Regions from separate parts of the Homo sapiens genome. Here region 2 is linked to region 1. The links are chromatin contacts, found by Hi-C or POLR2A ChIA-PET in ENCODE. All regions are on one chromosome and are shown on one strand. The core of a region is the stretch at or near the end of the contact, and the rest is flanking DNA. Distances in the headings are between cores, read along the strand shown. Region 1 holds the start of FDX2-ZGLP1 (FDX2-ZGLP1 readthrough). Region 2 holds the start of ATG4D (autophagy related 4D cysteine peptidase).

Region 1 (3,148 bases), core at 208-2,707:
GCTCCGTCTCTTGAAAAAAAAAAAGTGAGAAGTGCTATATATCATATCACACTGATAAGACAGAGTAACTAGGGCATGGGTACTTCAGCTGGGCTGAGGGGAATGGGATTGTTAGGGACATGACATTTACACTGAGGTCTGAAGGATGAGAAAGAGCCAGAATGTTTGCTGGGAAAGCACTTCAGACAGAGGGAACAGCAAATGTAAAGGCCCCGAAGCAGGAATGAGCTTGGTTGTTTGAGGAACCACAAGAAAGCCAGTGTGGGCTGGGCGCGGTGGCTCATGCCTGTAATCCCAGCATTTTGGGAGGCTGAGGCGGGTGGATCACCTTTCAGGAGTTTGAGACCAGCCTGGCCAATGTGGTGAAACCCCGTCTCTACTAAAAATACAAAAATTAGCTGGGCTTGGTGGTGGGCGCCTGTAATCCCAGCTAGTCTGGAGGCTGGGGCAGGAGAAACGCTTGAACCCGGGAGGTGGAGGTTGCAGTGAGCTGAGGTGCAGTAAGCCATTGCACTCCAGCCTGGGCAACAAGAGTGAAACTCCATCTCAAAACAACAACAACAAAAAGAAAGCCAATGTGGCTAGAATACAGGGAGGAAGGGGGAAGAGAACACAAAATCCTGGGAGCCAGGAGTCCTAGTGATCTCTAATAAATGCTTAACAAATAAGAGCTTGGCAACAGATGAGGCCATGGTGAGGGGTTTGGATTTTAGTCCATATTTGGTGGGAAAAAGACGTGAAGAGACACACCTAATTTGTGGGTTTTTTTTTTTTTTTTTTTGGACAAATGTATAAGGACCTCCTTAATTCCCTCTGCCCGGTTCCTACCTTCCAGGTCCACCCCGTGGCGCTGGGCCAGGTGAAGAACATTGTCCCCGACTCTGCCACTCACTGGGATCCGCTGGCCTGAGCGGTCTACGAACACCACGTTCACCCTGGGGACAGATGGAAGTGCGAATGCCGAACTGGATGATGGGCTCAGGGCCCGGGTAGAATCTAGGGTTAGGAAGTAGGAATTGAGGCTTGACGCACAGGTACTGAATAGGGCAAAGCAGAAGGGGGACCTCGAGATGAAGCTACAGGGCAAGATGGGGACCAGAGGAATTCCGTGGGATGAGGAATGGGGGACTTGGCCCCCTGCACTCACACGTCCCCGGGCCGCTCCGGGCCGCCCGCGTCCTCCTCTCCAGCCGGGCGCGAGCCTGGAAAACACGGTTCGGTGAGCGGCTGCGCCGAGCCCCGCCCCGCCGGCATCTGACGGATTAACGCTGCCCGCCCCGGGCGCCCCAGGTACCTGTCGCTTGAAACTTTCTGGTTGTCCCCAGCGCCACCCCCTCCCCCGACCCGGAAGTGCCCCCAGGTCTGTTCCACCAGGTGCCCCTGGCAGCCTGCAGTAGAACCCTGGCACTCACGCCTCCCCGGGCCATGGAGGCGGCCATGACATGCATCACGTGACTCACCGACTGAGCATGCGCCGCGCCAGGGAGGCGAGGGAAAGCCCATAATCAATGGAACATAAGCGCAGATGTTTGCTTAGGGCCTGCGGTGACCAGGTGGGAAGAGCAGGGCGGAATCCATCTCAGGTAAACCCGCGGGGCCATCCCAGACCTCCCACTCAAGCCCACTGTTTGTCCCAAGAACCAGCCAACTCTGATTTCTTTAAAACCATTTACTTACAAACTTTAATTCAGCAAAGGTCCGTGTGGGGAGACTGGGGTGGGGTCGGGGGAATAGTCCCCTTGGAGTGGATGTGGACCCCCAGAGTCAAGGGAGGGAAGCTGGTGGCCCAGTTGGCTGGGGGCAAGGCCCAGGGTCACCTCAGGTCGACAGGTCCTGCTGGTGGGCGGGCCCAGAGTTTATCTTCATGGAGTGCTGGTTTCTGGCACTGGGCTGGAAGGAGGCCAGCTCCAGGGATCTGGCCGGGGGTGGGCAGGCAGAATTCAAGAATTCATCTTCAACAAGCGAGTGACAGCAGAGGCTCCGGGAGATGGGCACAATGTCCGACTCCCACAGACAGACAGCAGGGGACTGGCAGAGAAAGCCCATCTCTGCACGGAGGCCCGGGTAGGAGGGGGTGGTGGGGCCGGTTCGCCAAGATGAAGGCTTTCCCCTTCTACTGTCCCCAGGGTGGAGATCCTGGGTAGGGTGGCCCAATCCCTAGGCCAGAGCTGTTTGGTCCATAGTCAAGCTCCCAGAGCTTGGCATCTGTGGCTCTGGCCAGCAGGGCCTGGGGCCCAGCTTTTAAGGCATCAGAAGGGGAGGGGGCTGCGGCAGGGACCCCGGGCCCCACGGCTGGGGTATAGGCCAGATGGGCAGGCAGGGGCAGGAGACAGCCATGCCTGCAGCAAATGTGGGAAAAACAGCTGTTTCAAACCGCAAGGTGTGGAATGGTGGCCCGGACAGGCCGGGCCTTGAAGGAATCAGAGCTGGGGGCTGTCCGGGGTGGTTTGAAAAATAAAACTTAGAAAAGGAAACAGAAGTCAGTTGTCAAAGTTAAAAAAAAAGGAGACAGTCTCTGTATCTTCACGGGAGGTCAGGGAAACCTCCAAGGCACTCGAAAGGCCAAAATTACAGGAGCAATGAGGCAGGAGGGCTCCGGAGAGACGGGCACAGCGGAGGAGGAGATGGGGGGAGGGAGGGAGAGCAGGCCGGGGCCCCTCTCTCTTAAGGCTGCAGGGTTTCAGCGTGGGGAGCAAGCCAGAGACATAATGAGGCCTCCAGACTCCCCCACACCCCTTGGGCTCCTGGGGCTCCGGCTGATTGGTCAGTAAAGTCTTTCAGAGATTTTTCTATTACCGAAAGAGAGAAAATGGTTTAAAAAAAACACAAAACAAAACATCAGAAAACCCAAAAGCGATTTGGTGCAGGCCCTTGAGTTATCTCTGGTGCCAGCCACTTAGAAAATCCTCTTCCGCTTCAGGTAGGAGTCCGCGTAGTGGCCGCCGAGGCCCTGGGAGTGCTGGCCCACATAGCTGCCTTCTGGGCTGGGCTCGGGCGAGGGCAGCAGGTGGGCAAAGCTGCGTTTCTGGCCGCCCAGTGGGGTCTGGAGACAGAGGGCAGGGCGGGGCGGGTCAGGGGCCGCTGGGGGGCCGGGGCTTCCCAGCCCTGCATGTCCCCACCCCCTGCCCGTACCTTCAGCAGGTGGCTG
Region 2 (3,080 bases), core at 68-2,567, 230 kb after region 1:
TACTCAGGTGGCTGAGGCAGGAGACTTGCTTAAGCCTCGGCAGTTGAGACTGCAGTGAGCCATGATCAGGCCACTGCACTGTAGTCTGGATGACAGAGCAAGACCCTGTCTCAACAACAACAACCAAAATCTGTTTGGGCCTCGCAAGGTTAGAGAAAAAAAATTAAAAAATAAAATAAAATAAAATATTTTCCTGTAGTCTCAGCTACTTGGGAGGCTGAGGCAGGAGGATCACTTGAGCTAAGGAGTTTCAGGCCAGCCTGGGCAACATAGAGAGAACTTGTCTCTATAAAAAGTTAACTGATTACTTTTTAAAACAAAGAGGTTTTTTTTCAGCCTTATTGAGGTATAATAGACATATACAAAACCATGCAAATTTTAAGCGTACAATCTGATGAGTTTTCACACCTGTGAAGCCACTATTACAGTTAAGATACTGAATTTATCCACAGCTCCAAAAAATGTCTTCCTGCCTGAGGTGGTGGCTCACGCCTGTAATCCCAGCATTTGGGAGGCTGAGGCGGGAGGATCTCATGAAGCCAGGAGTTTGAGACCAGCCTAGACAACATAGCGAGACCCCTTATCTACAAATAAAATTTAAAAAATTAACCAGGCATGGTGGCTCCTGTCTGCGGTCTCAGCTACTCTGGAGGCTGAGGTTGGAGGATCAGAGTTGGAGGCTGCAGTGAGCTATGAAAGCGCCACTGCACTCCAGTCTGGACAACAGAGCCAGATGCTGTCTCGACAAAACAAACACTGAAAAAAACTTTCCTGGAGCACTTCATTCATCCCTCCCTCCCGCGCCTGCCTACCCCTGGATTTTTTTTCCCTGAGCATAATTCTCATGAAGATTCGTCTATGTTGTTGCGTGTATTCCAGCCCTATTTTGCACATGAGGAAACTGAGGCACAGAGAGGCGTGGCTTGCCCCGGAGGTCACACTAGTCGATTTGGTCCCAGGCCAGGGCGGGTTCTGGGTCGGCAGCCCGCGCAGGTGCACTCGGGAGGCGGGGCGGGCGCTGCAGGTGCGCAGTCAGTCTCACCTGGGCGCCTGCCAGGAGGTCAGTCCTGGGCCCTGGGGGGCAGGACTAGGGGCGGGGCCAGGGGCAGGGGTTCCCCAGCTCTGCTGCCTCCGATAAGGGCCTGAAGGGGCTGTCGCGCTCCTGGCGGTGTGATAAGGAGGGCGGGGGGAGGCCGCGGGAAGGCGTCGGGGTTTGAGGTCCCCGCCTGGCGACCCGGGATCGGGGCAGGAAAGGCGGCTGGGCGGGGAGAGGGCGGGGCGGGGCGTCTGGCTTGGCCACGCCCACCGTCATCCGGGGTCCTGGCCCGCTAAGATGGCGATGGCTGCGGTAGCAGCGGCGGCGGCTGTTGCCTGGCCCGGTACCCTGGGGACGGGGGCCGAGTAGCGCCTTCCCCGGGCCCCGTGAACCGGCTGCGGGTCGCCCTTGGGGGGCAGCGGCCGCAGCCCCCCACCTGGGCCCTCGGTCCGCCCTCCCGGCGCGTCCATGAACTCAGTGTCGCCGGCCGCCGCGCAGTACCGGAGCAGCAGCCCGGAGGACGCGCGCCGCCGGCCCGAGGCCCGCAGGCCGCGGGGTCCCAGAGGCCCAGACCCCAACGGCCTGGGGCCTTCCGGAGCCAGCGGCCCCGCTCTTGGCTCTCCCGGGGCTGGCCCGAGTGAGCCGGACGAAGTGGACAAGTTCAAGGCCAAGTTCCTGACAGCCTGGAACAACGTCAAGTACGGTGAGGAGGGGGCCCGGAGATCGTGGGGGTGTCGGGGGCCGTTGAGGAAAACCAGACCCCGGTCCTGCCAGTTATCCCACCCTTGTTCCCGTCCTGAGTCACCTGTGGGTCCCCTCCCTGCCCGGCCCAGGGTGGACCTGTGGCAGGTCCAATAGTGTTTTCAAGCCCCGCCCATTCCCCTGTGTGACCTTGGGCAAGATCCTTTGCTTCCTGGCGCCTCCGTTTTTGCCCCTCTCTGTAAAATGGGTACAATAATCAGAACTACCTTCCTTCATCCTGAATTGATGGTGGACACTCCTGTAGCTGTCACTGGGGGCCCCACCTCCGACGGAATCCCCGGAGCCACCCCGGAGATAGGAACTAGGATCGTGCCCATTTCACAGATGGGGGAATGGAAGCGCTGTTGCTGTCATGCAAGTGCTTCATCTCGCTGGGCGCTGCCCCTACGTCTCCCCAGGTTGGGTGGTTAAAAGCCGGACCAGCTTTAGCAAGATCTCCAGCATCCACCTCTGTGGCCGCCGCTACCGTTTCGAGGGCGAGGGTGAGCTGGTGGTTGGGACCAGGGCTGGGGGAGGCCTCTCCACGCCCGCCGGAGTGTCCCTGGTGGCAGCTGACAGACCCGCTCTTGTAGGTGACATACAGCGTTTCCAGCGGGACTTTGTGTCCCGCCTGTGGCTCACATACCGCCGGGACTTCCCGCCCCTTCCTGGGGGCTGCCTGACCTCGGACTGTGGCTGGGGGTGCATGTTACGCAGCGGCCAGATGATGCTGGCACAGGGCCTTCTGCTGCATTTCCTGCCCAGAGGTGAGCCATAGGGGGGAAGGGGTGCACTAGGAGTACAGGGTCAACTGCCATATCAGCAGTATTAGAATTACTTACCAACTAAGAGTTCAAAGTCACGTTAGAATTGTGTGTCAAGTAAGTTTTGGAGAGATGAGAGTTGTTTATAAGAGTTTCAGCCGGGGTTGGAAACGGTGGCTCATGCCTGTAATCCTAGCACTTTGGGAGGCTGAGGCGGATGGATCCCTTGCGGTCAGGAGTTCAAGACCAGCCTGGCCAATATGATGAAACCCCATCTCTACTAAAAATACAAAAATTAGCCGGTTGTGGTGGCACACGCCTGTAATCCCAGCTACTCCCGAGGCTGAGGTGGGAGAATCTCTTGAACCCAGGAGGCGGAGGTTACAGCAAGCCAAGATCGCACCACTGCACTCCAGCCTGGGCAACAGAGGGAGACTCTGTGTCAAAAATAAAAATAAAAAAAAGTTTCACCAGGCACGGTGGCTCATGCCTGTAATCCCAGCACTTTGGGAGGCTGAGGCTGGTGGATCATGAGGTCA

The links. A loop is a pair of places that touch in the nucleus more often than their neighbours do. ChIA-PET counts read pairs that join two places held with the same protein, here RNA polymerase II (POLR2A). Pooled maps may share reads with other maps.
Region 2: a pooled map shows a loop between it and region 1 (2.9-fold over the local background). The contact joins the promoter of ATG4D here to the promoter of FDX2-ZGLP1 in region 1. A Hi-C loop is called at or near these places in 1 of 50 pooled maps. POLR2A ChIA-PET finds 5 or more read pairs at or near these places in 4 of 52 experiments (HEK293, activated CD8-positive, alpha-beta memory T cell, activated T-cell and 1 more).

The regions. Positions count from the first base shown.
Region 1 is chr19:10,314,558-10,317,705 of GRCh38, forward strand. It overlaps FDX2-ZGLP1 (FDX2-ZGLP1 readthrough), which reads right to left and starts at 1,458. Exons shown (of 9, transcript NR_176052.1): 1 at 1,295-1,458; 2 at 1,148-1,202; 3 at 829-996. It overlaps FDX2 (ferredoxin 2), which reads right to left and starts at 1,458. Exons shown (of 5, transcript NM_001397406.1): 1 at 1,295-1,458; 2 at 1,148-1,202; 3 at 829-935. The coding sequence starts at 1,439. RAVER1 (ribonucleoprotein, PTB binding 1) reads right to left here. Exons shown (of 13, transcript NM_133452.3): 12 at 3,133-3,148; 13 at 1,655-3,043. The coding sequence ends at 2,897. RefSeq lists silencers at 1,093-1,212, 2,346-2,537.
Region 2 is chr19:10,542,587-10,545,666 of GRCh38, forward strand. ATG4D (autophagy related 4D cysteine peptidase) reads left to right here and starts at 1,318. Exons shown (of 10, transcript NM_032885.6): 1 at 1,318-1,739; 2 at 2,197-2,280; 3 at 2,371-2,544. The coding sequence starts at 1,505. RefSeq lists silencers at 1,034-1,083, 1,094-1,433, 1,484-1,663 and an enhancer at 1,709-2,304.